Linked DNA regions of Homo sapiens: region 1 is linked to region 2. A link is a loop called in an ENCODE intact Hi-C map of the cell type or tissue named here. Cell type or tissue: PC-9. All regions are shown on one strand. Each heading gives the region's core, and the rest is flanking DNA. Links, peaks and the distances in the headings are about the cores only. Region 1 overlaps ABCC4 (ATP binding cassette subfamily C member 4 (PEL blood group)). Region 2 overlaps LOC102724149 (a long non-coding RNA gene).

The links. Peaks named below come from ENCODE experiments on the same cell type or tissue, not always from the same donor. Only the 100,000 strongest peaks of a DNase experiment are listed, where the experiment ranks them.
Region 1: a loop joins it to region 2, with 9 times the contacts of the local background. A loop is called at or near these places in 4 of 110 quality-filtered maps.

The regions. Positions count from the first base shown.
Region 1 is chr13:95,247,416-95,263,401 of GRCh38, reverse strand. It overlaps ABCC4 (ATP binding cassette subfamily C member 4 (PEL blood group)), which reads left to right. Exons shown (of 31, transcript NM_005845.5): 2 at 15,649-15,759. Among named protein-coding and RNA genes, the nearest start is that of SNORD13G, 45 kb to the right of the region's middle. RefSeq lists enhancers at 347-466, 1,057-1,106, 1,227-1,286. In PC-9, for the core only: no CTCF peak of the experiment used is centred there; DNase peaks (open chromatin) are centred at 7,091, 8,741 and 8,761; H3K27ac peaks cover 2,604 bases.
Region 2 is chr13:95,307,365-95,323,350 of GRCh38, reverse strand. It overlaps LOC102724149 (a long non-coding RNA gene), which reads right to left. Exons shown (of 3, transcript XR_429273.4): 3 at 12,477-12,516. It also overlaps the pseudogene RNY3P8. Among named protein-coding and RNA genes, the nearest start is that of ABCC4, 14 kb to the right of the region's middle. In PC-9, for the core only: no CTCF peak of the experiment used is centred there; a DNase peak (open chromatin) is centred at 8,730; H3K27me3 peaks cover 864 bases.

The DNA.
Region 1 (15,986 bases), core at 3,826-11,825, 58 kb after region 2:
ATATACAGTTGGTTCTTGTTACTAGTGGAGCTCTATAAAGTCTCCACAAACACAGGACTAGTGAATACTGAACCATTGCTTCCAGGCGAAATACAGGGTTAGGTTCCTATGCGCCTTTGGTCACATTTTTGTCAGCCATTTAATATATAACCTTGTTTTATGCATGTGTCTGCTTAGAGACACCTTTTTTAATATATAATTAATCATTAACCTTGAATTAACAGCCAGCAGCACTATAGTTCATGCCTGAAGGAAGCTTCTGTAACACACGTTTTTTTCTGTAGGGCACATTACACCCGCCTTGCGCTTTGATGCACTAGACTGCACTTGAGCATGATGCTTGGGGCCACTTTAGACAGCGAAGTCACCCACAAAAGTCCCCAAAATGTGAAGAACATGGTACTGAACAGCCCACAAGAAGGACAGTTGTTTCTACTCTAAGAGCGGGAATAAGAAGGCAGAGTGTCAGCTGGGCGTGGTAGCTCACACCTGTAAATCCAGCACTTTGGGAGGCCAAGGTGGCTGGATTGCTTGAGGTCAGCAGTTCGAGACCAGCCTGGCCAACATGGTGAAACCTCGTCTCTACTAAAAATACAAAAAAATTAGCCGGGCATGGTGGCGTGTGCCTGTAATCCCAGCTACTCAGGAGGCTGAAGCAGGAGAATCGCTTGAACCCAGGAAGCGGAGGTTGTGGTGAGCCGAGATCGCACCACAGCACTCCAGCCTGGGCAACAGAGTGAGACTCCGTCTTGGGAAAAAAAAAAAAAAAAGTCTAAGTGTCATTTCGTTTGACTTCAGCTGGGAGCATGCATGTTGGGTGACTCAAATATTTTGCTACTCTGTGCATGTCCGTGAAGGACTGCAAGACACCTGGAGGACTGATTTTTGGGGTTACAATTTAGCAAGTAGGCAAACTCACAAATACAGGATTTGTCACTAAAGAGGATCAGTGTATATTGATTTCTCTATCTTTATTTAGGTATCTATTTATATAGATCTGTATTAGGAAACAAATTAGATAGACTTCACACCAGTGCTTCAAATCACAGTTCAAAAATCTCATGCTTTGTTCTGGTTCTCCCTCTTTCCATATTTGTATCTTCATCCTTCAGTAGTGAGAAACTTGACTCCTGCTGTCCTCAACACGTTGACTTCTTTGCTCAGTCCTCTTGTTTGTCACCAGGGCCCCAGCCACGTGGGCCATCTCCTTGCAGAGAGTGTTCCTGGGACCTGGTGTGCGGGGCCCCAGGGCTGTGCTCCCAGGCTGCTGCTTGTGAACTTGCTGAGAGCTGCCCCCCAGGCATGTTGCCCTAGGCTGGCCTCCCAACCTAGTGGATACTTTTGATCATTGTTCACTGTAACCTCAAGCCCCTGGGCTCAAGCATTCCTCCTACCTCAGCCTCCAGAGTGGCTAGGACTACAGGTGTGTGCCACTGTGCCCAGCCAATTAAATTTTTTTTTTTTTGTGTGGAGAGAAGGTCTCACTATGTTGCCCAGGCTGGTCTCGAACATTTGGGCTCAAGAGATCCCCCTGCCTCAGCCTCCCAAAGCGCTGGTATTATAGGCATGAGCCACCATGCCTGGCTTGAAGTTAATTTCTTATTAACGTTTTCAGTATCATTAGAATATAGTAATGCAGTAGATTTTTGACTGTTTATTGGTATTGTACATCTTGCACCTCTAATGTGCTAGCTTACTGTCTTCAGTCAATGTAGGATTGGAGTTCTAATTGTGTAAAACTCTGTATATAAGGTTTATTACTTTTTTTTGTGTTTTTTTCTTCTTCAATAGCCATGTCACCATTAATACTAGTAAATGGATAAGCCATTCCTTTCTAATATCTTGTTTTAATGACAATGAATTTAAGATATGTTTTGTGGATAAGAAGAGCTGCTCATAGATACAGCTTTTTATGTTACTGCTATGCTAGTTCTAGGTAATTTCTTTTTTTTGATAGGGAGTCTTGCTCTGTCGCCCAGGGTGGAGTTGCAGTGGTGTGATTTTGGCTCACTGCAACATCTGCCTCTTGGGTTCAAGTGATTCTTCCGCCTTAGCTTCCTGAGTAGCTGGGATTACAGGCACGCACCACCACGCCCAGCTAATTTTTGTATTTTTAGTAGAGACGGGGTTTCGCTATTTTGGTCAAGGCTGGTCTTGAACTCTTGACCTCAGGTGATTTGCCCACCTCGGCCTCCCAAAGTGCTGGGATTACAGGCGTGAGCCACTGGGCCTGGGAATTCTAGGTAATTTCAGAGTAAAAAATTTGATTTAGAGTTGCTTCTTCCTTTTCTATGAAATAGGACATTTACAAAATTGTTTTTGAAAAGATGACTTGGGTTGCGATGTTTTTCTTGTTTTGAGATCCTAGAGTAAATGAGAAATAGGATGTGGAATTTTAAACTGACTTCTTGTGCATCTGCTTATTTTTGTGGTAGAGTCACAGAGTTACGACCAAGCAGGGGAGGTGAGAATTGTGCAGACTGGGGATATTGGGAGGGTGAAGGGATCTAGTTTGCTTGAATAAAAGGATGCAAGTCACTGTATTGGTGAAGTTTCTTTCAAATCCAATTCCTGACTGATTTCCTTGCCTTCCACAGTTCATCATATACAAAGTAGCTTAAAAACATTCACAATTTCCCTGTTATCTTTAGGATAAAGTCCAACTTTCTGAGTTTAGAACACAAGACCTTTGATTACCCCATTATCACCCCAGACCCCATGCAGCATTTTCTCTGCTGTCTCCAAGCAATAAGTCTTGGCTGTGTGGCTCCATTTTTCTGGAAAATTTGTCCCTTCTTCCTCCTTTGTCTTCTTGGTAAACTCCAAATTCTTTTCCTAAAGTTTGCTCAAACTGTGTCCCTTTCTCCAAACCCTCTCCAACTTCCCAGGTACCTGACTATACCCTCTTTCTTCTCTCTACCGTACAGATGGTTCCCAGACCTGGCTGATAACCAGGATGTGCTGGGTGAGGGGAGCTTTTTAAGGACCGCCACTTGGGTTTCATCTTGGCTTGTTCTGATTCAGTCATTTAGGTTGCGGTTCTAGGTGTCTGTGGGTTTTTGTTTTAAAATTCCCCAGGCATAATTGGGTAACATATTGAAGTTTACCGAAAAACAAAACAAGAAACTCCCCAGTAAAACTCCCCAGGCTGAGGTAGGGATTTTGCTAATGAGCCAGGGTTGGGTTGGGAGTATTGGCGTATATGTCAGACAAGTGCTTCCCATTTGGTGTGTCAAAGCAAGCTGTATGGCACGTTCTCAAACCTGAACCTGCATCCGCATCACCTGGAGAACATCAGAAGATACAGATTGCAGGGCCCCACTCTCAGAGTTCCTGATTCATAGACCTGGAGTGGGTCCTGAGAATTTGCATTTCTAACTCTTCAGGGGATTCTGGTGCTGCTGGTCCAGAGATCACACTTTGAGAAACTCTGCTGTACAGAAGATGAGTCTCGTGAGCTGGGATGTTGATCCCTTAGAAAGCCCAGAAGTAGAGTCTGTGCATAGCCTGTGTCCACATGTGTCCCATCTTTTTTTTTTTTTTTTCCCCACACTACACAGATGTAACATGTCCCATCTTACTGTAATTCTTTGTTAACATAGATGCCTTGAACTCTTGGAGTGGAATTGAACCGGTGGATTTACTAATGGGTTTATATCATTTGCTAACGTGGCTAAAAGACTGCTGTCATTGTCTTGCAACTTCTGTCTGAGGTCAACATTTGATTTAAGATTCTATAGCCTGTCCAGAAAGGCTGTAAAAAACTTTAGTGCGGTGGTTCTGATCCATGTGATTTTGCCACCCTGGCAATGCCTCAGATAATTTTAGTTGTCAGGACTTGGGATGGGGATGCTGTTGGCTTCTTGAGGGTGGGGTTCAGGGATGCTGTTAACCATCCTACAGTGCACGGGACGACACCCCCAACAAAGAGTTTTTCAGCTCCAAATGCCAGTAGTGCTGAGGCTGAGAAACCTTGCCTTAGGGGAAGGCGTTTCTTTTTTTCTTCCTTTTTTTTTTTTTTGAGACGGAGTTTCACTCTTGTTGCCCAGGCTGGAGTACAATGGCGTGATCTCAGCTCACCGCAACCTCCACTTCCCTGGTTCAAGCGATTCTCCTGCTTCAGCCTCCTGAGTAGCTGGGATTACAGGCATGTGCCACCACGCCTGGCTAAATTTTTAGTAGAGATAGGATTTCTCCATGTTCGTCAGGCTGGTCTCAAACTCCTGACCTCAGGTGATCCACCTGCCTCAGCCTCCTAAAGTGCCGGGATTACAGGCGTGAGCCACCATGCCCAGCCGGGGGAAGGCATTTCTAATGAGGTAGAGTGGGTTTTCCTGTGAGATCTGTCATTGTGTCTCCCTGCACCCAGCTCCTGCTCTCCAGAGTCCCTGACTCTGAGCAGCCTACCTCCTTCTCCACCCTGCCCCAATGTAGCCCCCAGGCCGGGCCCAGCAGCCTCCCGCAGGCAGGGCTGGCAGACTCTTCAAGGAAAACTAACCAATGATTAATAATTTGCCACACCTGAAAGTACTTTACAATGCACTATTCTTTCAATAATAAATGATTTATTGAGTGAGGCTAGAGCATCTGTTCAATCATTTACTGACCTCAAGTGACCTGCACATTCCCCTTCTCCTGCAGGCGCTTAAAGAGGGTTGCTGGGCCCCAGATGTGGGTGTTCTCTGCTGCTGCTCTTCAGCCTGGGTGGAGAGTCACTCACTCGTTCACCCCGCAGTTTTGAGTGGCTCGCCTGGTCCCTGGCCCAGTGAACACCATAAAAAAATCCTGCCCTCAGAGAGCTTTTGTTCTAGAGGGGAAAGTGACAAAGTAATTAAGTGCATTTTTTTGTATCTACACAAATAGATTGTAGTAAATGGGTAAAGAAAGTGAGAATGAGGATATAAATGATCGACAATGAGGGTATGTTTGGTTTTTTGTACACAAGGGTAGGACTTTCTGGGGATTGAGACCTGCAGGAGAGAAGATCTAATCATGGGAGAAGATGGGGAAAAGCATTTGCTCGCACGCAAGGGGACAAACGGGAATGTGGGAGACTGTCAGAAACACATCAGGCCAGGGTGGCTGGAACACTGAACGAAGGGGACCCAGTCAAGCACAGCACCCCACCATGAGTTTCATTGTTTTTCTACTGCAGGAGAGCAGCATGGCATGATATTTTTAAGAATCCACTCTGGCTTTTCTATTGAAAGATCACAGGGAAACCAAGGGTGAAGGTGGGTAGGCCAGCTAGCAGGCTGTTGGGGTCCTGAAAATTCATGGTGCCTTGGGCCACAGTGATGGAGGCAAAGGTGTAGAGAGAAAGGGTTCTTGTTGGGACAAATGGGATCTGGTTCTTGTTGGGACAAATGCACCTGGAAAGGCATGTTGGCGCTCCTGCAGGCATGTGTGGGCTCACATAAGTGAGGCTTATGTGTGGGGCATGGCTGTGCGCTGAGTTACGTGACACATGTCTTAAATTAAAGACACTCATATTTATTTCCCAGGGACAGATAAACTTTGAGCAATCTGGGAAAGCATCAAGATAACTGACTAAATTCTATCAGTTGTTTAGCCTTGAGAAGTGTGAATTACATGTTCACATGCATGTAATTCAGCTTCCAGAGCAATTCTTTGACCCCAGTGAAGCACAGTTGACCCTTGAACAACAAGGGTTTGAACTGCAAGAGTCCACTTATGTGCAGATTTTCTTTTTTTTTCTTTTTCTTTCTTTTTTTTTTTGAGATGAAGTCTCACTCTGTTGCCCAGGCAGGAGTGCAATGGCATGATCTTGGCTCACTGCAACCTCTGCCTCCTGGGTTCAAGCGATTGTCCTGTCTCAGCCTCCTGAGTAGCTGGGATGTGCACCGCCATGTCCGGCTAATTTTTCTGTATTTTTATAGAGACAGGGTTTCACCATTGTTGGCCAGGCTGGTCTTGAACTCCTGACCCCAAGTGATCCACCCGCCTCGGCCTCCCAAAGTGCTGGGATTACAGGCGTGTGCTGCGCCCGGCCTACGTGCAGATTTTCTTCAGCCTCTTCCACCTCTGAGACAGCAAGGCCAATCCCTCATCTTCCTCTTCCTCTTCAGCCTATTCAATGTGAAGATGATGAGGATGAAAACCTTTGATGATCCACTTCCATGTGTATCTTCTCCTCAATGATTTTCCACAATGATTGTCTTAATGGCGGTTTCCTTTCTCTAGCTTACTTTATTGTGAGAATGTAGTATATAATACATAGAGCATACAAAATATGTGTTCATCAACTTTATGTTACTGGTAAGGCTTCCAGCCAACAGTAGGCTATTACTAGTTAAGGTTTTGGGGAGTCAAAAATTAATATGTGGTTTTTTGGTTGCACAGGGGGTTGGCACCCCAATCCCTGCATTGTTCAAGGATCAATTGTATATTATTCTCTGTGCTTCTTGGTGCGCAAACTTAAATGAGTAGCTTCAGATGCTCGCTTTGTTAAGGAGTCTTATTCCTTAGTCTGGCAAGTGCTTATTTGAGCTTGGAAGCAAGAGAGAACTATGTCATCTCTTATGAGAGATGAAGTTTAATCGTTTGGAAGAAAGCGCTTGATTTGAACAGGCACTAATTAATGTCCAGATTTTTTTTTTGATTTTTCTTTTTTCTTTTTTTTTGAGACAGGGTCTCACTCTGTCACCCAGGCTGGAGGGCAATGAGACGATCACGTCTCACTGCAGCCTTGACTTCCCAGGCTCAGGTGATTCTCCCACCTCAGTCTCCTGAGTAGCTGGGACTACAGGTGCCTGCCACCACACCTGGCCAGTTTTTTGTATGTTTTTGTCGAGACAGGGTTTTGCCATGTTGTCCAGGCTGGTGTCAAACTACTGGGCTCAAGCAATCTTCCTGCCTCAGACTCCCAAGGTGTTGGGATTACAGGCGTGAGCCACAGTCCCCGGCCAATGGCCTGATTTTCAGAGGATAGTCAACATCATACACTGATGGGCTCAGAAGGATCTTGGCAACAATGAGCCCTGCATCTAGCAGGTGGCCACACGGGCCTTGCTGACTATATAGTATGGCATCTCTGGCTAGTCGTCAGATCCTTCACTTGCTAGTTGCAATGAACAATGCTTTCATCTCCTTATGAGTCAGCCGCATAACTTGGGCTGCAGAAATAATTAATATCCTACTCACTTAGCCGGGCATGATGGCATGCACCTCCAGTCTCAGCTATGCGAGAGGGTTGCTTGAGCCCAGGAGTTTCAATGAGCTATGATTATGCCGCTGCACCCCAGCCTGAGTGACAAAGTGAGAACCTGTCTCTTAAAAAAAAATCTTACTCACATTTCTTCATTTTATTCTGTTACTAAATTGTGTACAAATATGCCAAGTGCATCTTTTTTTAAGGAAGAAGACTAAGATGGCTAATCATGCACAATGGCTGTAGATGCTTGGTACTGGTTGTCGTGTGGGAAAGTGCTGGGAAGATGGGATTATAAAGTGAGGGCCCTGTGAAGAAGTGAAAGGCATGGATTAGCTGGTGGGAGAACAGGGAGACAAGAAGGCTGTGGATGAACCAGAGAAGGCTTTGAAGCTCCGTAGTAGGAAATCTCTGAGGTGCCTATGGCATGGAAGGACCCATGTTGAACCCAGAGTGCAGGTGTGGAGGGGGGTTGGGGGACCCGGAAGAGAGGTGGACAGGGTCCACATTGCCTGTTGCTTAGGTTGACATAGAAACAACAGGTAGTAGAGTGAAGCGGGAAGGGATGAGAAAATGGGCTTTGAGCGTGTTTTAGGAAGGGAGGAACGTTAGAGGAAAAATAACAGAAGATCACAGCTTTACAGGTGCCACCTGAGTTTAATTTACTTGGTCATGGGCCGAGATAAGCTGGGTTGGGACCATGTTGAGAACACCTGTGGTGTGGGTGCTCTACCCTCACGCGAGATCCATTCCAGCGATGCCTGTGTCTGGTGATCGTTGAACTTTAGTGTCTGGTGATCGTTGAACTTTAGGGCATGGAGAATGGCTATTTTGGACTACAGAGAATGGGAGGAGATTGAAGAAATCAGGTGTGTCGGGCTCCCCTTGGAGCCAGGCCATGGGAAACTTTGTAAGGACAGAGGCCCTGGTGAACTTTGGAAGGATTTTGTTTTCTTTTAGGCATTCAGGTTTTGGGGTCTGAGCAGAATTGCTGGAGTGTTACACGAGAAGTGTGCTGGCGGTGGGCTACACCATTCCTTCCTCCCCAGCACTCAGTCACTTACCTACGAGAAAATGCACATTTGCACTGGTGTGTGTCCTTGCACCCTCTTTCTGAAACCCATTTGCAGAATCCAGGCCTTTAGGAAACTTTTGCTATTGCAGACTTACTTATATCTGTAAATTATTTAATATTTATATTTGTAACTGAGAAGTTGATATCATGGACTCGTAATGGATTTTGGAGTTTAAATATGTTAAAATAGGTAATTTTTACAGGATGTGTTCATTCACGTGACAAATCTGGGTGACTTCTATGTGCCCAGCATGTTGTAGGTGTGGGTGGCTTAGCAGCAAACAACACAGAAAAACCCCATCCTTGTGGAGCCTAGATGCCTCCAGGGGAAAACATGATTTCAAAAAAGTGAAATATAATAGCCCTTCTAATGTTGACAGGTGCTGAGTAGAAAATTTAAGCTTGGGCAGGGGCAGAGGGTGAGCCTTATAGGGTCAATGTGACTGTTTCTGGATATACTTTGCATGTTGAAGTAATAGGACTTGGATGGCTTAGATGTGTCCTATCAAAGAGTGACAAAGAAGGGATGGGCTGCAGAGTCACCTGAAGGTTTTCTTTTCTTTGGAAAATCTGGGCAAGGGGAAAGATGTGACGGCTGATAACTGAGAGGGAGAAGCCTGGGAGGAGCAGGATTTTTTTGTGGGATGAAAAGGTGTTCTGTTTGGACATTATTTAGTTTGATATGCTTATCAGACACCCAAGAGGAGGAGGTGTTGAATCAGCAGTTGGTTATGAGTCAGGGGTATTGTATGTGCCCTTAGGCACTAGCAATGTTTTTTGTGTTTTTTTTTAAGCAAAATTATGACCATCATTTCAGAAAACTATTTTATATATATAAAGAGGTTGAAAGCTTATTAAGACTAGATTTAGAAAAAACATATAATACTCTGAGAAATTCTGTGTGTAGTGTCAGGTAGAAAGTAAAGTGTTACCAGTTCTGTTTATAAAACCCCCTTTAGGCCAGGCGCAGTGGCTCATGCCTATAATCCCAACACTTTGGGAGGCCAAGGTGGGGGGATTACTTGAGGCCAGGAGTTTGAGACCAGCCTGGGCAATATAATGAGACTCTATCTTTACAAAAATATACTTAAAAAAATAGCCGGGCATGGTAGCACGTGCCTTGTTATCCCAGCTACTTGGGAGGTTGAGGTGAGAGGACCGCTTGGGCCTGGGAGGTTGAGGCTGTAGTGAGGTATGATTGCGCCACTGCACTCCAGCCTGGGTAAGAGAGTGAGACCCTGTCTCAAAAAAAAGAGAAAAATCCACTTTATACAAAAATTTGCATGAGAGTATTGCCCACATTTGAAGGAACACTTAACCTTCCATGTATTATGTTTATATGGAGACTTGTCTCTGAAGATGGATTTTGGAGTTTATATTAAATTTGTTTTTGTTTCTGTGTTGTTTTTTTTTTGATGGGGTCTCGCTCTGTCGCCCAGGCTGGAGTGCAGTGTGCAGTCTCGGCTCACTGCAACCTCTGCCTCCTGGGTTTAAGCGATTCTCCTACCTCAGCCTCCCGAGTAGCTGGGATTACGGGTGTCCTCCACCACGCCCGGCTAATTTTTGTATTTTTAGTAGAGGCGGGGTTTCATCATGCTGGCCAGGCTGGTCTCGAACTCCTGACCTCAAGTAATCCACCTGTCTCGGCCTCCCAAAGTGCTGGGATTACAGGCATGAGCCATCATGCCAGGCCAAATTTGGGGATTTTTGGAGGATGTGCTCATTCATGTGACAAATCTAGGTGCCTTCTATGTGCCCAGCATGTTGTTGGCTTAGCAGCAAACAACACAGAAAAACCCAGATGCTCTGGGGGGAAAACATGATTTTTAAAAAAAGTGAAATGCAATAGCCTTTCAAATGGCGACAGATGCTACAGAGAAAATTTAAGCGTAGGTAAAGGCAGAGGGTGAGCCCCATGGGAGGGTCAGTGTGCAAAATGGAAACTCAGCATCATTTCTTCAATGGAGCTGTTTTGGAGAAAGCCCGGGGCAGTCATGGTTGGCCGTGCACTAACCTTTCTATCGTGGAGGCGTGGGGAGGGGAGAGGCATTCTCAGGTGTTTTCCTTAGAAACACAGGAAGGTGAGGAAGAACAGTGGAAACTGAATGAGGAATAAAAGGCATTCAGATTTAAAGATACCAAGATTAGAAGTTCAGAGTCTAGGGTGGTCACCAGACAGCAGATACTGTTTAAAATAAGTGTTGAATTCCTGGCACCAGAATTCTAGTCCTTTACTATTTTGTGGCTTCCAAATAGAGAAAGTTCATGGAAGGAAACATAAAGGTCATCTAGTTAAAGTCCTGTGTATCTATTTCACTCTCTTTATAGATGTACAGTAGTCCCCCCAGTCCGAGGAGGCAGGGGAACTACCCTCATTGAAGACCCTCACCTCAGTGGCTGCCTAAAGCCGTGGATAGTGCTGAACCCTACTGATTTTTTTTCCTACTTACACATATCTTTGTTGGTTTGTTTGTTTTGTTTTTGAGACAGTCTCGCTCTGTCACCTAGGCTGGAGTGCAAAGGTGCGATCTCAGCTCACTGCAACTTCTGCCTCCCAGTTTCAAGCAATTCTCCTGCCTCAGCCTCCCAAATAGCTGGGATCACAGGTGCCTGCCACCACGCCTGGGTAATTTTTGTATTTTAGTAGAGATGGGTTTTCACCATGCTGGCCAGTCTGGTTTTGAACTGCTGACCTCAGGCAATCCACCTGCCTCGGCCTCCCAAAGTGCTAGGATTACAGGTGTGAGCCACCACACCTGGCCCTACTTACACATATCTATGGTAAAGTTTAATATTATAAATTGAGCACAGTAAGAGATTAACAATGATAATAAAATAGAATAATTACAACAATATACTCTTCACCATTTCGTTGATAGAAGGTTCACTCTTAAACCAGATCTCAGCAACCTCAGCATACAATTTTTTTTTCCTTTTCTTATTGGCTTGAGAACCTTAACCTTTTCACATAAAGGAAGGCCTTTGTGGCTTCTCCTTGGCATATCCAAATGGCTAGCATCCTTGTACTTGCTCTTTGGGGGCCATTATTAAGTAAAATAAGGGTGACTTGAACACCAGTATTGTGATGCCATGACAATAGATCTGAGCGCCCAGGGTGGCTACTAAATGACTAAAGGTGGGTGACGTCTGTAGCATGGAAATGCTGGACAGAGGGAGGATTCCCATCCTGGGTGGGTTTGTGGGAGATTTCATCATGCTACTCAGAATAGTATGCAATTTAAGCCATAGGAATTATTTCTGGAATTTCCCATTTAATCTTTTCAGTCAACTGTGGGTAACTCAACCTGTGGAAAGCGAAACTGTGGATATGGGGGGATGACTGTATAGCATCGAGAGACACAAGTGAACTCCTTCAGTAGCCTGCCACAGGGGATTTCATTCAACCTGCCCTTAGCCTTCCTTGTTCTCTAAACTCTCAGCTTAGCTCACAGCTTTGCTGTCTGCAGGTCTGAGCACAAACCTGCCTTCTCGCTTACCTCCTGGATCCCGTGATTCCAGGCCTAAGTTCAGGAGGTATACAGCAGAGAGGACCTTCCCTCCCTAGTCTCTTCTTTTAGTATTGTTTATTTCTAATAAAGTTGGGGGAAACTTTTCTTCTTTGATAGACTATAATTTTAGGGTTATGCAAATGCATAATCCATTGAAAAAGGTTTTATTAGGCTTGGCTTCTGAAGAATATAAAATTTTGAACTTGTCCATTAAAGAGAGAACAATCTTGATTCAATGAGTATCAAGTAATGAAATAATTATTTTAGTTCCATCATGGCCAGTTGTTACAGAAAGGTCAGGAAAGAGGAGGAGAAGAGAAATAGAAAGGGCCTTTAAGGAGGCAGAGAGGGCTAAAAGAGAGCTGAAAGGGGACAAAAGGAGAGAGGGAAAGAGAAAGTGAGGGGATTTACCAAAGATAAGTTAGCTTTTATTTCCTCCTTTACTTGTGGCTATGGGGAACATGAAGCTCATAGAAACTGAAGACTCAGGTCAGGGTCACAGAGACAGGGAGCTGGGACCTGTGTTTTCCCTCTTATACCACATTAAGAAACCACTATTGGCCAAGCTTGGTGGCTCATGCCTGTAATCCCAGAATTTTGGGAGGCCAAAGTGGGAGGATCACTTGAGCCCAGGAGTTCGATACCAGCCTGGGCAACATAGAGAGACCTGGTCTCTATCAAAAATAAAAATATTAGCCAGGCACAGTGGCATGTGCCTGTACTCCTAGCTACTTGGGAGGTAGAGGTGGGAGGATTGCTTGAATTCAGAAGTTTGAGACTGCTGAGCTCTGATCGGATCTGAGTGAGCTCTGATCGCTCCACTGTACTCCATCCAGCCTGGGCAACAGAGTGAGACTCCATCTCAAAAAAAAAAAAAAAAAAAAAAAAAGAAACCAGTATTCAGAACTTCTCAAATCCTTGGGGGAAAAAACAACAAAAACTAAATGCCACCACCACCAACAATAAATAACAAAACTCTCTACTAACCCTTGTCTAAGACTCCTGCTTGCTGGAAATGATGCTGGGGGTTGTGATCCTGGGGTGGAGAATGTCTCTGTATTGCTGAAGCTGATGGCTTCCTGTGTTGGGCATTGAGCACGACTATGCTATATTGAGTTTGTATTGAATTTTACCCTAGATCATTGCTCAAGGTACTCTACCCATCTGTCTTATTCAATAATACAATCATTCATTCTTTCCATAACTGTTTATTGAGTATCTATCACATACCAGGCATAATGGGGATTCCAAATAATATGGCAGTAGTCATTGCCCTGAAAGCATTGTACTCCTAGTAGGACAGTTAGGAGGGAAGCGATGCTGCTGTACTAAGTATTGTGGGAGATAAGGGGGAGAAGAGACTAAGTCTGAGGAGAGAAGGGCTACTGGGGCAGAACTGGGTGGAGGAATGGCTCATTTGGCAGTGGTCTGGAATTGTTGACTAGACCCCCTCAGGGACACATTGGTATTAAGGAGCCAACTGACTTAGATTTCCATGTATAAAGTCCTTACATAGATGGTCAAAGATAATTTAGTCTCTTGTCAAAGTTGACTTTTGTCATCAGGCAAAAGCCTTTAGCTCTTGCTGGTACCCACATCTTTTCAGCCCAGCTTTTTGAGATCTGGGCAATGAGAGAGAGTAGGAGGGTCCTTGTTAAGTCCTTACTGATTTGTGTCATCCTCTAATAGAAGCTTTGGGTCTCTTCTGATTGCAGATACTTTAACTCAACAGTGGCATCCCTCCTTGTTAATATTTCTAAATGTTATGCAGTTAACTGTTCAGCCTGTGGAACAGAGTTACCATTCTCACTTTCCTTAATTTTTTAACTTCCTGGAGCCAGTTTTATTCCCTGATTAAAAAAACCTCTTTAGTCCAAAAAGACACCAGTGAATTTTACTTAGAAGTCCTTGCTGAAATATACTGTATGAGGTTCTGCTGGAAGGGAGGTCTCGGGCATGCAGAGGTCATCTCAGGCATGTCTGGGAAACCCACCTAAGTTGAAGCTGGACTGGTTAGGTTACAGTCTTCTGGACACATTTTGGAGGAGGTGAGGAGAAAGAGGTGAGTTGATGAGTTCTTCTTGCCATTGGGTTAATTAGAATTGCTAGTTTGGATCAGCAGGAGGTTTCCGGAATCCTGAACATAACTTGGATACCCCTGCAGTGTGTGCTCCAATCTTACGGGGCATTGAAAGCCCACCATTTCACTGCAGGCAGAAGCCACCAGGCAGTGGGTTCCCCATGGGAAGGGCTTCCTAGATTAGACAATCCCCATGTTAAAATAAAACATGCCTATTAAAGGTGACACATGGCCAGATAAGACAGCCAAGATGAAAGAAGTTTGTGTAATTGAGTAATTGCATCTATCAAAGTTATTAGAGGTTTCCTTATAGGGCACAAATATGTTTCTTCTTCTTTTTTTTTTTTTTAGACAAAGCCTTGCTGTTCTGCTCAGGCTGGTGTGCAGTGGCGATCACAGCTCACTGCAGCCTTGACCTCCTGAGCTCAGTCCATCCTCCCACCTCAGCCTCTGGAATAGCTGGGATCACAGGCTTACACCAGTACATCTGGCTAAATTTTAATTATTATTTATATTTTTTATTGTTTTGAGATAGTCTCACTCTGTTGCCCAGACTGGAGTGCAGTGGCATCGATCTCAGCTCACTGCAACCTCTGCCTCCCAGGCTCAAGTGATTCTTGTGCCGCAGCTTCCCGAGTAGCTGGGATTACAGGCATGTGTCATCACACCTCGCTAATTTTTATATTTTCTTACTAGAGATGGGGTTTTGCCGGGCTGGTCTCGAGCTTCTGGCCTCAAGTGATCCGCCTACCTCAGCCACCTAAAGTGCTGGGGTTACAGGCATGAGCCACTGCCCAGCCTTTTTCTTTATAAGTTTTTAGTAGAAGTGGGCATCTCACTATGTTGTGTAGGCTGGTCTCAAACTCCTGGGCTCAAGCCATTCTCCCTCCTCAGCCTCCCAAAGCTCTGGAGTTACAGGTGTGAGCCACTATGCCTGGTGCATGTTAATTATTATCATTTAATGATTAATGATGTTAATTATTATCATTTAATGATTAATAATGTTAATATCATTTAAGTGATTCCTAATGGATGACCATTTTGATTTTTCTTTTTTTTTAGTAAAAAGAATCTCAAAATATTTGAATAAGTTCTTTCTGTCCTCTGCAAGATTACTATTTTGTCCTTTCGTAACTAATAAATAATTTGTACCTAGATAATTTTGGATTATGTAAATGTCCCATCAAACCTTCACTGACTGGTTTTAGCTCCCATTGAAAATGTTTTCTAACCTCATCATTCTTTATCTGAGAGTTTTTCCTTCTTACCCCATTTATGTCTCAGTAAGGATTCGTGGATTCTTTTGTTATTCAGTGGGTTAGAATTCATTGCTGTCATGATTTATTTGGATGCTTCCATTATCACAGACTTGTCTAGTGGGACCCCGTCAAGCTGGGTCCTCTGTTCTTTGGGCCCATCCTCTTGATTCCTTGAATGTTTCCTTATCGTATGGTATCTCATGGGCCATCTTTTTCTGCCCCAGCCTTTGAATCAGCTATTTCTTCAGGAAGCTCTGGTTCCTTTTAGATAATAATGGTTTTGGAAACCAAGATCTGGGCACCAGCATGCTCTCAGCTACTGGTGTGTCATTGCTTCTGGGGCCTGTCTGTGGATAGAGCTAGGGACTGTGTGTGTGTGTGTGTGTGTGCACATGTTAACTTTTCTCTCTCTAGCTCTATATATTCATATCTGTCTGTCTATATATAGCTGTATGTATTTTAAAGGTAAGTTTAAGCAAAACCCATGGAGGTAGGAGTCTACTTAAACACGGATGTGTAATTCTGGATATATGTCTCTTTTCTCTTGTTAACAGGTGGCTCAATCCCTTGTTTAAAATTGGCCATAAACGGAGATTAGAGGAAGATGATATGTATTCAGTGCTGCCAGAAGACCGCTCACAGCACCTTGGAGAGGAGTTGCAAGGGTAAGTCGGAGGCAGTAAAGTGGGCATTAAGGAAGCGTGGGTGTCTGTGTGTGGGGAGTGGGTTTTGCCTTCCTGGGTCCTGTCTGGAGCCTCCGTTTACCCTTAAGGTGAATATGTGTCACCTTCCTCAGGCTGCCCCTAGGCTCAGCCTACCATGGTGGCCTGGGGGAAACTCCTGTTGCCTGTGCCTCCGTAGAGGTCAGGGGAGCCAGCACCAAAGGCCCGAG
Region 2 (15,986 bases), core at 5,330-13,329:
TAGAAGTGTAGAAAATATATACCCTGGCTGGGTGCAGTGGCTCACGCCTGTAATCCCAGCACTTTGGGAGGCCGAGGCGGGCAGATCACGAGGTCAGGGGATCAAGACCATCTGGCTAACACGGTGAAACCCTGTCTTTACTAAAAATACAAAAAATTAGCTGGGTGTGGTGGCGGGTGCCTGTAGTTCCAGCTACTGGGGAGGCTGAGGCAGGAGAATGGCGTGAACCCGGGAAGCAGAGCTTGCAGTGAGCCGAGATCACGCCACTGCACTCCAGCCTGGGTGACAGAGCCAGACTCCATCCCAAAAAACAAAAAAAAAAAAGAAAGAAAATATATACCCATATTATATATTTAATTTTGTCCTTTTTCCTCTTAAATGGCATGGTACAATCAGGATAAATAGGAAGGTTGATATAACAGGGTTGAAATAAGTCCAAATTATAATTTATTAAGTTAAAAGTGACTAAGCTTATCAAATAAGAAACAGAAATTTTCATATTGGTTGATAAAGAAAAGCCAGACCTTGGCCAGGCATGGTGGCTTACGCCTGTAATCCCAGCACTTTGGGAGGCTGAAGGGGGTGGATCACCTGAGGACAGGAGTTTTGAGACCAACCTGGCCAACATGGTGAGACCCCGTCTCTACTACAAATACAAAAATTAGCCAGGCATGGTGGTGCATGCCTGTAGTCCCAGCTACTCAGGTGGCTGACACAAGAGAATCGCTTGAACTTGGGAGGCGGAGGTTGCAGTTAGCCAAGACTGCACTCCAGCCTGGGCAACAGAGCGAGACTCCGTCTCAAAAAAAAAAAAAAAATAAAAAAGCAGCAAAGATGGCAAGATAAGGAATTAAGGAGAACATATTCAGAGATAAATTGTTAATAAGAGAATGCCATGAACTTTTTTTAACATTTTATTATATTTAATTAATTTATTTATTTTTAGACAGAGTTTCACTCTGCTGCCCAGGCTGGTGTGCAGTGGCAATCTTGGCTCACTCAGCAACTGCTGCCTCCTGGGTTCAAGCGATTCTCCTGCCTCAGCCTCCCGAGTAGCTGGGATTACAGGCATGCACCACCAAGCCTGGCTAATTTTTGTATTATTAGTAGGGATGGGGGTTTTACCATGTTGGCCAGGCTGATCTCGAACTCTCAACCTCAGGTGATCTGCCCGCCTTGGCCTCCCAAAGTGCTGGGCTTACAGGTGTGAGCCACCGTGCTGGGCTATTTTATTTTATTTTATTGAGATGATTTCACTCTTGTCTCTCAGGCTGGAGTGCAATGGCGCGATCTTGGGCTCACCGCAACCTCCGCCTCCCCAGTTCAAGTGATTCTCCTGTCTCAGCCTCCTGAGTAGCTGGGATTACAGGCGTGTGCCACCAAGCCCAGCTAATTTTTGTGTTTTTAGTAGAGACGGGGTTTCGCCACGTTGGCCAGGCTGGTCTCAATCTCCTGACCTCAAATGATCATCCTGCCTCGGCCTCCCAAAGTGCTGGCATTACAGGCGTAAGCCACCATGCCTGGCCTTATATTTTTGAGACAGGGTCTCACTCTGTCATCCAGGCTGGAGTGCAGTGGTATGGTCTTGGCTTACTGCAGCTTTGACCTCCTAGATTCAAGTGATCCTCCCACCTCAGCCTCCCCAAATAGCTGGGACTACAGACACACACTGCCACACACGACTAATGTGTTTTTTGGTTTTTAGTAATGATGAGATCTCACTATGTTGCCCAGGCTGGTCTGGAACTCCTGGGCTCAAGTGATCCTCCTGCCTCAGCCTTCAAAGTGTTGGGATTACAGGCGTGAGCCACTGTGCCTGGTTTATTTTTAATTGACAAGTAATTGTTTTTTTGTTTTCTTCTTTTACAATACAACATGATATTCAAGACAAATAATAACTGTACATATCTATACAGTATAATATGATGTTTTGATATGTATTGACAATGTGGAATTATTAAATCAGGCTAATTAACAAATCTATCACTTCACATATCATTTTTTGGTGTGATGAAACACTTAAAATCTACTCTTCTAGCAATTTTGAAATGTACATTGTGTTTATTGTCATCACCATCCTGTACAATAGGTCACTAAAGCTTATTCCTTTTTTTTTGAGACAAGCTCTTGCTCTGTTACCCAGGCTGGACTGCAGTGGTGCGATCATGGCTTCCTGCAACCTTGAACTCCCGGGCTCAAGCAGTCCTCCCACCTCAGCCTCCCGAGTAGCTGGGACTACAGGCATGCACCACCACATCCAGCTGATTAAAAACATGGGATTTTTTGTAGCAACAGGGTCTTGCTCTGTTGCCAGTACTGGTCTCCAACTCCTAGTCTCAAGCAATCCTCCAGCTTCAGCCTTCCAAAGTGCTGGAATTATGCTTGTGAGCCACTGCATCCGGCCAAGCTTATTCTTTCTGTCTAACTAAAACTTTGCATATTCTTTGATCAATAGTTTCTCTTTCCCCCGCCTCCGGTAACCATCATTCTACTCTCTACTTTCATGAATTTAACTGTTTTTTTTCTTTTTTGAGATGGAGTCTCAGTCTGTTGCCCAGGCTGGAGTGCAGCGGTTTGATCTTGGCTCACTGCTATCTCCGCCTCCTGGGTTCACGCCATTCTCCTGCCTCAGCCTCCAGAGTAGCTGGGACTACAGGCGCCCGCCACCACGCCTGGCTAATTTTTTTGTATTTTTAGTAGAGACGAGGTTTCACCGTGTTAGCCAGGATGGTCTCGATCTGACCTCATGATCTGCCCCCTTGGCCTCCCAAAGTGCTGGGATTACAGGTGTGAGCCACCACACCCGGCCATGAGTTCAGCTTTTTAAGATTCCAAATATAAGTGAGATCGTGTCATCTTTGTCTTTCTGTGTCTGGCTTATTTCACTTAGCATAATGTCCTCTAGGTTCATCTATGTTGTTGCAAATGATGGGATTCACCCCTCCCACCCTTTTTAAAGGGTAATAGCATTTCATTGTGTATGTATACCATGTTTTCTTTATCCATTCAACTCAGGATGGATTCCGAGTTGCTTTCATACCTTAGCTATTGGGAACAGTGCTGCAATGAATACGGCAGTGTAAATGCCTCTTTGGTATACTGCTTTCAGTTTGTTTGGGTATATATACACAAGTAGGATTACTGGATCTTATGGTCATTCCACTTTTAGTTTTCAAGGAACTTTCATACCCCATACTGTTTTCCATAATGGCGGTATTAATTCACATTCCCGTCAACAGTGCACAAAGTTTCCCTTTTCTTGGCACCCTTGCCAACACTTTAATGTAGTGTAATGTAATCTTTAAATCTCTCATTTTTGATAATAGCCAGTCTAACAGGTATGAGGTAATATCTCAATGCAGTTTTAATATTTTGGATATTAGCCCCTTATTAGATGTAGAGTTTGCAAATATTTTCTCCTAGTTTGTGGGTTCACTCTATTAATTGATTTTTCTTCACTCTATTAATTGATTTTTTTGTTATGCAGAAGTGTTTTAATCTATGCAATTCCATTTGTTTATTTTTGCTTTTGTTACTTGTGGTTTTGGGATGATGTCCAAGAAATCTTTGCCCGGGCCAATGTCCTGGACCATTTCCCCTATGTTTTCTTTTTCTTTATTTTCTTTTCTTTTTTTTTTTTTTTTTTTTTTTTTTTGAGTCTCGCTTTGTCACCCAGGCTGGAGTACAATGGCATGATCTCAGCTCACTACAACCTTCGCTTCCCAAGTTCAAGCGATTCTCCTTCCTCAGCCTCCAGAGTCGCTGGGAATACAGGCATGTGCCACCGTACCCGGCTAATTTTTTTATTTTTAGTAGAGGCGGGATTTCACCATGTTGTCAAGGCTGGTCTCATGAGCCACCTACCTCAGCTTCCCAAAGTGCTGGGATTACAAGTGTGAGCCACTGCGCCAGGCCCCCTATGTTTTCTTCTAGTACTTTTACAGTTTCAGGTTGCAGACCAGAAACCTGATTAGGTGCTAATATTCATGTGCTATTAGTATATCTTTTTATTTTTAGAGTTGGGGGTCTTGATTTGTTGCTCAGGCTGGATTGCAGTGTCACAATCATAGCTTGCTACAACCTCAAACTCCTGGGCTCAAGTGATCCTCCAGTCTCAGCCCCCTGAACTGCTGGGTGTGCAAACAGATGCCACCACACCCAACTCTATCAGTAATTCCTGTTGGAGGTTTACCCCTGCAGGGTGAGACTACTTCTTCTTCTTCTTTTTTTTTTGAGATGGAGTTTTGCTTGTGTTGCCCAGGCTGGAGTGCAATGGTGGGATCTTGGCTCACTGCAACCTCCGCCTCCCAGGTTCAAGTGATTCTCCCGCCTCAGACCCTGAGTAGCTGGGATTATAGGCGCCCGCCACCAGGCCCGGCCAATTTTTGTATTTTTAGTAGAGACGGGGTTTCACCATGTTGGCCAGGCTGGTCTGGAACTCCTGACCTCGTGATCCGCCCGCTTCGGGCTCCCAAAGTGCTGGGATTACAGGCGTGAGCCACCGCGCCCGGCCGGGTGAAACTACTTCTTAGGTAAATGGGTAGGCTTCATTGTCCTGGGAGAAAGATTATACTCATACATGGCTTAATGATAGGAATATATTCTGGGAAATGTGTCCTTAGCTGATTTTGTCATTGTACGAACATCACAGGTGTACTTACACAATCTTAGATGGTGTAGCCTACTGCACAGCTAGGCTACAAGGTGTAGCCTTTTGCTCCTAGGCTACAAACTTGTAAAGCATGTTGCTGTACTGAATACTGGAGATTATTGTAACACAATGGTAAGTATTAGTGCATCTTAACATAGAATAGGCACAGTAAAAATATGGTATTATAATTTTTTCAGTAGCCAATTACCGGAGGTATTATCATCTTATGGGACAACAGTCATTTATGCAAAACGTCATTGACTGAAACCTCTTTATGCAGCATATGACTATATTTACCTTGGAATTATCTCCACTGTTCAGCAGAGTCACATGATTGGTGTCTCTTAATTATATAAAAACATGAAAGTTTTTTGTGGCTGGGTGCAGTGGCTCATGCCTGAAATCCCAGCACTTTGGGAGGCCCAGGCTGGCAGATCACTTGAAGTCAGGAGTTCGAAAGCAGTCTGGCCAACATGGTGAAACCCTGTCTCTACTAAAAATACAAAAATTAGCTGGGTGTGGTGACACTCACCTGTAATCCCAGCTACTCCGGAGGCTGAGGCAGAAGAATTGCTTGAACCCGCAAGGCAGTGGTTGCAGTGAGCCAAGGTCATGCCACTGCACTCCAGCCTGGGCAACAGAACAAGATTCCATCTTAACAACAACAACAAAATAATAATAATAAGAAGAATGTTATTATGTAGGATGACTGGACCCATGTTTCAGGGAATAAAGTTTAATAATTAGACTTTTGCTCTTTTGAGTGGTTTCAAGTCTCTGCTGTGGAGGAAGCGAGGCAGGGGGAAGGTGGGTCTGGCCTGAGAGGCAACAGACTCCAGAACATTCCAGACACAGCCCTTCAGAGGCTGGCCAGTATTAAGGAAAGTGGTTAGGTATAGGGTCCAGCCCTACAGGGCTTAGTGGGTGTTCTCCCTGGGTGCGGAGACGAGAGATTGTAAGAAATAAAGACACAAGACAAAGAGATAAAGAGAAAACAGCTGGGGCTGGAGGACCACTACCACCAAAACATGGAGACTGGTAGTGGCCCCGAATGGCTGGGCACACTGATATTTATTGCTTGCAAGACCAGGGGGGCAGGGTAAGGAGGCTGAGTCATCCAGTGATTGATAAGGTCAAGCAAGTCATGTAATCCTGGGACAGGGGGCCCTTCCCTTTTAGGTAGCCGAAGCAGAGAGGGAAGGCAGCATATGTCAGTGTTTTCTTCTATGCATTTATCAGAAAGATCCAAGACTTTAAGACTTTCACTATTTCTTCTACCACTATCTTCTAAGAACTTCAAAGAAGAACCAGGAGTATGGGAGGAATATGAAAGTGGACAAGAAGCGTGACCACTGAAGCACAGCAACACAGGGAGGGGTTTAGGCCTCCAGATGACTGCGGGCAGGCCTGGATGATATCCAGCCTCCCACAGGAAGCTGGTGGAGCAGAGTGTTCCCTGACTCCTCCAAGGAAAGGGAGGCTCCCTTTCACGGTCTGCTAAGTAACGGGTGCCTTCCCAGGCACTGGCGTTACCGCTTGACCAAGGAGCCATCAAACGGCCCTTATGCAGGCATGACAGAGGGCTCACCTCTTGCCTTCTAGGTCACTTCTCACAATAACCCTTTAGCACCTGACCCTATACCTGCCAGTTATTCCTAGGTTATATTAGTAATACAACAAAGAGTAATATTAAAAGCTAATGATTAATAATCTTTATACTAATGATTGATAATGTCCATGATCATCTCTATATCTAATTTGTATTATGACTATTCTTATTCTAACTATTTTCTTTATTATACTGAAACAGTTTGTGCTTTCAGTCTCTTGCCTCGGCACCTGAGTAATCCTTTGCCCACAGTTAGGTTTGCGAGGTGAAACAGTGGATGCTTGTGGCTTTTCCACAGTATGTGTACTCAGGCCAGGTTGACTTGGAGGAAAGCCATCATCTGATACTCTAAAACAGCACCATCCAGCCCTGGAGGTAACTGTGAAGCACAGGGTTCGAGCCTCCTCCATCATCCTCAGGGCACCGTGTGTTTCAGGATACTCTGGGCACTGTCTTCTTAGAGCTGTAATCTCTAGGATTTTTCACTTTCTAGACCAGCTCACCGGCACCACCTTCCCCTCAGTAGCTAAAGAACTGCCAACCCAAGCTGGCAGGGAAAGCTCGGACCTCAACCCTTAGAGCACACTGGGGACTGACTGGGCACATTATAGCCCACTGCTCCACTAAGAATTACACACCAAGAGTGCATAAAACAGCCTAAGAGGCCGGGTGCGGTGGCTCACGCCTGTAATCCCAGCACTTTGGGAGGCCGAGGTGGGTGGATCACAAGGTCAAGAAATAGAGAACATCCTGGCCAACATGGTGAAACCCCATCTCTACTAAAAATACAAAAATTAGCTGGGCGTGGTGGCACATGCCTGTAGTCCCAGCTACTCGGGAAGCTGAGGCAGGAGAATGGCTTGAACCCAAGAGGTGGAGGTTGCAGTGAGCCGAGATTGTGTCACTGCACTCCAGCCTAGTGACAGGGCAAGACTCTGTCTCAGAAAAAAAAAAAAAAAAAGTCAGGTGTGGTGGCGCATGCCTGTAATGCCAGCTACTTGGGAGGCTGAGCTGGGAGAATAGCTTGAACCTGGGAGGCAGAGGTTGCAGTGAGTCAAGATCACACCATTGCACTCCAGCCTGGAAAACAGAGTGAGGCTCTGTCTCAGAAACGAACAAACAAACAAACAAAAAACAGCATCAAAAGGAGATGGAGGCCAGGCATGGTGACTCACACCTCTAATTTTAGCACTTTAGGAGGCTGAGGCAGGAGGATCACTTGAGTTCAGGAGTTCAAGACCAGTCTGGCAACACAATGAGACCTCGTCTCTATTAGGAAAAAAAAGAAAGAAACAGATGGAGACATTCCTTTTTCTACTTGCTTTCAGAAATAATACTTTTTTTTTTTTTTTTTGAGATGGAGTCTTGCTCTGTCACCCAGGCTGGAGTGCAGTGGTGCAATTTCGGCTCACTGCAACCTCCACCTCCTGAGTTCAAGCGATTCTCCTACCTCAGCCTCCCAAGTAGCTGGGATTACAGTCACCTGCCATCATGCCCAGCTAATTTTTGTATTTTTAGTAGAGATGGGGTTTCGCCATGTTGGTCGAGCTGGTCTCAAATTCCTGACCTCAGGTGATCCACCTGCCTCAGCCTTCCAAAGTGCTAGGATTACAGGCGTGAGCCACCGCGCCTGGCCAGCTTTTTTTTTTCTTTTCTTTTCTTTTTTTTTAAGCAGCAGATTGAACTAGCAGGCACAAGATTCTCCCTTATCTCTTGAAGATTAGTTTACATTTTATTTGTAAATAAAATTGTGAGTGATGGCTTCCTGTACACATTCAGCAAATACTGCTGATGGGTACATAAGAGCTGTTGTTCTTATGTAATGTGTCATTGAATAATCTAGTTCTAATTTAATTTTTCTCTACAATAGGTGTCTATGTAATCTGTGCCAATTTTAGTCCTTTAAGGTCAAATATACTTTATTTATTTTTATTTCGTTGAGATGGAGTTTAGCTCTTGTTGTCCAGGCTGGAGTGCAATGGTGCAATTTTGGCTCACTGCAACCTCTGCCTCCCAGGTTCAAGCGATTCTCCTGCTTCAGCCTCCCGAGTAGCTACAGGCATATGCCACCACGCCAGGCTAATTTTTGTATTTTTAGTAGAGACGGGGTTTCACCATGTTGGCCAATCTGGTCTCCAACTCCTGACTTCAGGTGATCCACCTGCCTCAGCCTGCCAAACTGCTGGGATTACAGGTGTGAGCCAGCGTGCCTGGCCAAGGTCAGATATACTTTAAAATTACAATTATCAGAGCCTTGGCAGTTTTAAAAAATGGATGTCTCTGCTAGACAAGTTGATTTTTTCTACTGTTCTGATTATAATGTCTATATTGTAGGTTTTGAAGGGCCATGGCTTTCCTGCCTGTCATTCTACCCAACATAGCTGTGGTGTCCCCATTTCTAGTTGCCCTAAGGCACCTGTTTGCTTTTGCAATCTGGCTTCATACACGTCCAGCCTCGTGGTGCTAGATTACATCAACCACATCAGAAATGTTTACTCAGTGACTGTTCCTTGATCTGCTGCTGACTCTAACATGACATCTGAAGTGGAGAGAGAGGCAGACCAAAGTGGTACAATGTTCATGGGCATTGGCAAATCTTATTTTTTTTTCCATTTTGGAGAATGTACTTCACCTTTCTCTGGGCTTTATTATCTGTAAAAAGACAATAATACATTCCTCAGAGTAGTATTGTAAGGATTTAGTGAAACAGTAAAAAGGTACAATTACTCATTCAGTGAAGTATAGCTACTGAAAGAAAAAAAATCATATTTTGCCATACATTTATACATTTCCTTTCTATGATATAATATTTGGTCTGAAGCATAATTCTAAACTGAAGCTAATTTCTTGGGATCCTGGATTTTTTGTTATGTTTTTCTTTTTCTTTCTTTTTTTTTTTTTTGAGACAGTCTCATTCTGTCACCCAGGCTGGAGTGCAGTGGTGTAGTCATGGCTCACTGTAGCCTCGACCACCCAGGCTCAAGTGATCCTCCCATCTCAGCCTCCTGAGTAGCTGGGACTACCAGTGCATACCACCATGCCTAGCTGATTTTTTGGGTTTTTTTTTTGTAGAGACAGGGTTTTGCTATATTGCCCAGGCTGGTCTTGAACTCCTGGGCTCCAGTGATCCTCTTGCCTCCGCCTCCCAAAGTGACAGGATTACAGGCATGAGCTACCGTGCCTGGCCTGTTATGTTTTTCATATACATGTTGATATTTCTTTCTTTTCTTTTCTTTTTTTTTTTTTGAGGCGGAGTTTTATTCTTGTTGCCCAGGCTGGAGTGCAATGGCACCATCTTGGCTCACTGCAACCTCCACCTCCCTGGTTCAAGCGATTCTCCTGCCTTAGCCTCCCAAGTAGCTGGGATTACAGGCATGCACCACCACACTTGGCTAATTTTGTATTTTTAGTAGAGATGGGGTTTCTCCATGTTGGTCAGGTTGGTTTCCAACTCCCGACCTCAGGTGAACCGCCTGCCCCAGCCTCCCAAAGTGCTAGGATTACAGGCATGAGCCACTGTACCCAGCCAGATGTTGATATTTCATTTGCTATGTATTGCTGAGAAAGTTAACATCAGTGATGGTTTTGTTTAGGAACAGGTTTGTTTTTTTGAAGATAGACTTCTGGAATTCACAAAACCTGTTAATCTGTATATTGTAATTACAGTACTTCTTTTTTAAAACAAATGTTTAATTAAAAACAAACAAACAAACAAACAAACAAAAAAACCTCACTTTAGGCCAGGCTCAGTGACTCACACCTGTAATCCCAGCATTTTGGGAGGCCAAGGTGGGAGGATTGCTTGATGCCAGGATTTGAAGACCAGCCTTACAACATAATGAGACCCTGTCTCTACAAAAAAAGTTTAAAAAATTATCCAACTGTGGTGGCATGTGCATATAGTCTCAGCTATTTGGGAATCTGAGGTGGGAGGATCACCTGAGCCCTTGAGGCTTGAGTGAGCTATGATCACTCCACTGCACTCCAGCCTGAGTGACAGAGAGACCCTGTCTCTAAAAAAACAAAACAAAAAACTAAAAATCAAAAAACAAAAAAAGTAATGAACTCAGTTGCGGTGGCTCACATTTATCATCACAGCACTTTGGGAGGCTGAGGACAGAGGATCCCTTGAGTCCAGGAGTTTGAGACCAGCTTGGGCAATGTGGCAAAACCCCATTTCTACAAAAAATACAAAAAATTAGCCAGGTGTAGTGGCGCACACCTGCAGTTCCAGCTACTCCAGAGACTGAGGTGGGAGGATCACCTGAGCTCAGGAGGTTGTGGCTGCAGTGAACCGTCATCACACTACTGCACTCCAGCCTGGGTGACAGAGCAAGACCCTATTTCAAAAAGATAAAAAATAAAAAATTAATGAACTCATTTTAGAAAAGAAAGGTTTGCTTTGATTTTTAATTACCCACAATACAGAACTAATCACTGTTATTATTTTGGAATGTTTTCTTCCAGTCTTTCTTAGTTTCATGCATTCTTGTACATAATAGGTATAATGGTTTTATATCATTATATGAATATTTTCTATTGTCTTTGTTTGACAAGACCCTAAGACAAGAGTTCGAATGTCAAGAGATTATTGGTAGGTGATCCCAGGAAACACCCACCAGGGAGTGGGGAAGTGAGACAGGGGAGGGAATGAAGCCAATAAAGGGTATATCATCAGACATGTCCCAGTCTGGGCTACTGGAGAGTAATCCTGCTGAGGAAATTTAGGAGACAGTATAAACGCAAACCTCAGTTACCTGAGGAGTGAGTGAGTGAGTGCCGTTATTTATACACCAGCTCTTGTCTATCTATTAGTTGATTGTTGCTGGAGGAGGGCAGAGGGAGACACTAACTCCCTGGCCTGCCTTGTACTTGGGCTAAACCAACTCTGGTGGAGCAGAAGGATTTGAGGCAGAGATGCCGGAAGTCAGGCTAGTGTGAAATGGTAAGGGCCTGGGGGTTCTGGTCAGGCACTGACAACATCTACTACACCCATCATATTAGTTCATTCTCACACTGCTGTAAAGAAATACCCGAGACTGGGTAATTTATAAAGGAAAATGCTTTAATTGACTCACAGTTCCACATGGCTGAGGGGGCCTCAGGAAACTTACAGTCATGGCAGAAGGTGGGGAAAAAAGGACCTTCTTCACATTGTGGCAGGAGAGAGGGGAGCAAGGAGTGAAGGGGGAAGAGCCCTTTATAAAATACTCACTATCATGGTAACAACTGCCTCCACGATCCAATCACCTCCCATCGGGTTTCTCCCTCAACATGTGGGGATTGTGGCAATCACAATTCGAGATGAGATTTGGTTGGAGACACAGAGCCAAACCCTATCACCTATGTTGTTAAAATTGGCTATGGAATAGTCCACGGTGTGGAGGACTGCTTTCCCAAGGATTTCTCTCCTACAATTACATATTTTCTCTCTCTCCTCACAGCAACATTTCTCAGAGAAGTTGTGTATAACCTCTGTCTTTACATCTTCACATTCCATTCTCTCCTCAATATATTTTAATTAGGGTCTGTCTCCCTCTCTTTAAAATACTGATTTGATCAATTCACCAAAGGTCCCCACGTTGTTAAATACAGTGGCTGCTCTTCTGTCCTCAATTTCCCAGCCTCTCAGAAGCATGGGCTCCAGCTTTCCTTTCTTGAAACATTTTCTTCACTTCTGTGACTCTATTTTTCTTCTCACTTCAGTCTCCTTTGATAGGTTCTCTACCTGGAAATGTTGGGGGGCTGACTTTCTGTTTTTAACTAATGTGTCCAAATATTATCATTTTAACATGTAATCCATGTAAAAAAAATCATTCATGAGACGTTAAACACATTTTTCTTGACACTGTCTTTGAAGTCAGTGTGTTTTATACTTCCAGAACATCTCAACTGGGACCAGCCACATTTCAAGTCCCAAAATGCTCATGTGGATACTGCTACCATATTGTACAGCCAAGGGTCTACGGTATTAGCAAACACTTTTATGGGTGCAAGTGAACATATTTTTCAGTAATTGGAAGGATATTTTTTGCAGGTGTCTTAGTTTGGGTTCCCACAGCAGCAGACTTGAGACAGGATTAGATTGCAAGTAGTTTATTTGGAGGTGATCCCAGAAAACACTTGTAGGGAGTAGAGAAGTAAGACAGAAGAGGGAAGGAAGCCAATACAAGGGGATTTCAAAAAGTTCATGGAATCACAACCAGTTACAGATTTCTTTGCTCCTTTTCCACTCCCACTGCTTCACTTGACTAGCCTAAAAAAAAAAAAAAAAGTTCATGAAAAAAATGGACTTAACAGATAAAAATAAAAAATATAAACTTTATTTCTCAGTGTAAGCTCCATCAAGTTTGAGACACCTTTGTAAGCAATGATACCAGTCATTAGTCCATCCCTAAAGAATTGAGAGTCCTGGCCGGGTGTGGTGGCTCACGCCTGTAATCCTAGCACTTTGGGAGGCTGAGGCGGGTGGATCACCTGAGGTTGGGAGTTTGAGACCAGTCTGACCAACATGGAGAAACTCCGTCTCTACTAAAAATACAAAATTAACTGAGCGTGGTGGTGCATGCCTGTAATCCCAGCTACTCAGGAGGCTGAGGCAGGAGAATCGCTTGAACCTGGGAGGTGGAGGTTGTGGTGAGCTGAGATCATGCCATTGCAGTCTAGCCTGGGCAACAAGAGCAAAACTCTGATTCAAAAGAAAAAAAAAGTATTGAGAGTCCTGGGAATTCAACCATACAGTATTATCAGTAATATCTAAAGAAAAATGAGTGCCCTTTAAATATATTTTAAGATTAGGAAGCAAAAACAAGTCAGAAGGCATCAAATCATAACTGTAATGTGAATACTAGTGATTTCCCATTGAAACGCTTGGGAAATTGTCCTGGTTGGATGAGATGAATGAGCAGGAACATTGTCGTGGTGGAGAAGGACTCTGGTGAAGCTTTCCCAGGCATTTTTCTGCTAACGCTTTGGCTAATTTTCTCAAAACACTCATAGCAAGCAGATGTTATCATTCTTTGCCCTCCAGAACATCAACAAGCAAAATATCTTGAGCATTTCAGAAAACTGTTGTGTGACCCTTGCTCTTGACTGCTCTGTTTGTGCTGTGACTGGACCGCTTCTGCCACTCAGTAGCCATTGCTTTGATTGTGCTTTGTCTTCAGGATCGTACTGCTAAAGCCATGCTTCATCTCCCGTTATAATTCTTTGAAAAAAAATACTTCAGGATCTTGATCTCACTTGTTTAAAACTTCCACTGAAAGCTCTGCTCTTCTCCATAGCTGATCTGGGCAGAGCAGTTTTGACACCTATTGAGTGAAAAGTTTGCTCAACTTTAATTTTTCAGTCAGAGCTGTGTAAGCTGAACCAATTGAGACGTCTGTGGTGTTTGCTATTGTTAATATGGTGTTGGCTGCTGTTAATTGTTGGTCTTCTTCAATTAGGGCACAAACAAGATGATTTTTTTCCATAAAAATTGATGTGGATGGTCTGCCACTGCAGGCCTCATGTTTAACATCTTCTCATCCCTCCTTAAAATAAGTTATCCATTGGTATTTTTTTCTCTTTTCCTTTTTTTTTTTCTTTTTAAGACAAGTTCTCACTCTGTCACTGAGGCTGCAGTGCAGGGGCATAATCACAACTCACTACAACCTTGACCTCCTGGGCTCAATCGATCCTCCTGCCTCAGCCTCCCAAGTAGCTGGGATTCCACCACTATTCCTGGCTAATTTTATTAATTCTTTTGGTAGAGATGGGTTTTCACTATGTTGTCCAGGTTGGGTCACGAACTCCTGGGCTCAACCAATCCTCCCACCACAGCTTCCCAAAGTGCTGGGATTATAGGGGTGAGCCACCACGCCTGGCCAAGTTATTCATGATTTTTTTTTTTTTTTGAGATGGAGTTTTGCTCTTGTTGCCCAGGCTTGAGTGCGGTGGTGCGATCTCAGCTCACTGCAACCTCTATCTGTTAGGCCTCTGAGCCCAAGCTAAGCCATCATATCCCCTGTGACCTGCATGTACACGTCCAGATGCCCAGTTCCTGTCTTAACTGATGACATTACCTTGTGAAATTCCTTCTCCTGGCTCATCCTGGCTCAAAAGCTCCCCAACTGAGCACCTTGTGACCCCCACCCCTGCCTGCCAGAGAACCCCCTTTGACTGTAATTTTCGTTTACCTACCCAAATCTTATAAAACAGCCTCACCCCTATCTCCCTTCGCAGACTCTTTTTGGACTTAGCCCGCCTGCACCCAGGTGAAATAAACAGCCTTGTTGCTCACACAAAGCCTGTTTGGTGGTCTCTTTACATGGACACGAGTGAAACTACCAAGTTCAAGTATTCTCCTGCCTCAGCCTCCTAGGTAGCTGGAGTTACAGGCACCTGCCACCACGCCCGGCTACTTTTTTGTATTTTTAGTACAGACGGGGTTTCACCAAAGTGGCCAGGCTGGTCTCAAACTCCTGACCTCAGGTGATCCACCCACCTCGGCCTCCCAAAGTGCTGGGATTACAGGCCACTGTGCTCAGCCAAATGGTTGCATTCTTCTGAGTTTCTGATAAGTCTCTCCAAAGGAGGCAATTAGAATATGCATCTATCTCTGTGAGCAGAGGGGTGACTTTGAATAGAATGGGAGGCAGATTTGCCCTGAGCAGTTCCCAGCTTGAAGTGGCCCTAATATTTTTTCCTTTGACAAGTCATTCTTTCTTTTTTTTTGAAGGGTGAGGCAGGCAGAATTTATTAAGCGAAAGGAAAGCTCTTGGCAAAGAGAGGGGTTCTCCAAGCAGGTTTCCCCCTCACAGTTGAATACCAGGGCTACCATGGATGAGCTGAAGAGGCCAGGCCCCTCCCCTGCATAAGGCACAAATTCCTGGTGGATCCCCCCCATTCCCCCAGTGCACATGTGGGTGTGCCCAGGCAAGCCATAGGTAGTATCGCAAAAGGCAACATTCGATTGGTTAAAAGGCATTATTCAGAAATAATCATAGTATCCCCAGGTCTAATGCAACCCCTGTCCCCCATTCTACAAATTAGGAGACTGAGGCCAACACAGTGAAGTGACTGGCCCAGTATCATATAGCATGTCACACAGGAAACCAGAGGAAGGGTTAGGCTTACAGGTGGCATGATGGAATTAGCAGTAGAATGCTGTCATGTTTCACCAAAAGCAAAGCTTTAGCCTCACTTAGTGGAGAAGGGAATTGTAGACAGGGAAGTCAAAAGTCACATATTAATTGAAGCAGGCCGAAAAATGAGAGGGAGGTGGCCACTGTGTTCATGCCAGAGAGAACACCTTTGAGTGAGTGACAGAAAGGTGCCCTTTCCAGGGGCTGAGGCAGTCATACCCAGAGCATATAGCTTGGCCAAGGAGCCCAGGATCCCAGCACCCATCCCATGCCTCGTCCCCTCACCTGCGGGCCTTTATACTCACAGCCATAGACAGCGGCCTGCATGGCACTACCAAGAACTACCAGGAGACAAGAAAAGGACGCTCTCTAGAGAAGCCTTCAAAGAAAGCTTATGGCCAGGCCTGGAGGCTCGTGCCTGTAATCCCAACACTTTGGGAAGCCAAGGCAGGATGATGGCTTGAGCCCAGGAGTTCAAGACCAGCCTGGGTAACATAAGACCCTGTCTCTTTTCTTTTTCCCCCAGCTAAACTGTGCATTTATTTATTTTATTTTGTTTTTTATTATTATACTTGATAAGTTTTAGGGTACATGTGCACAA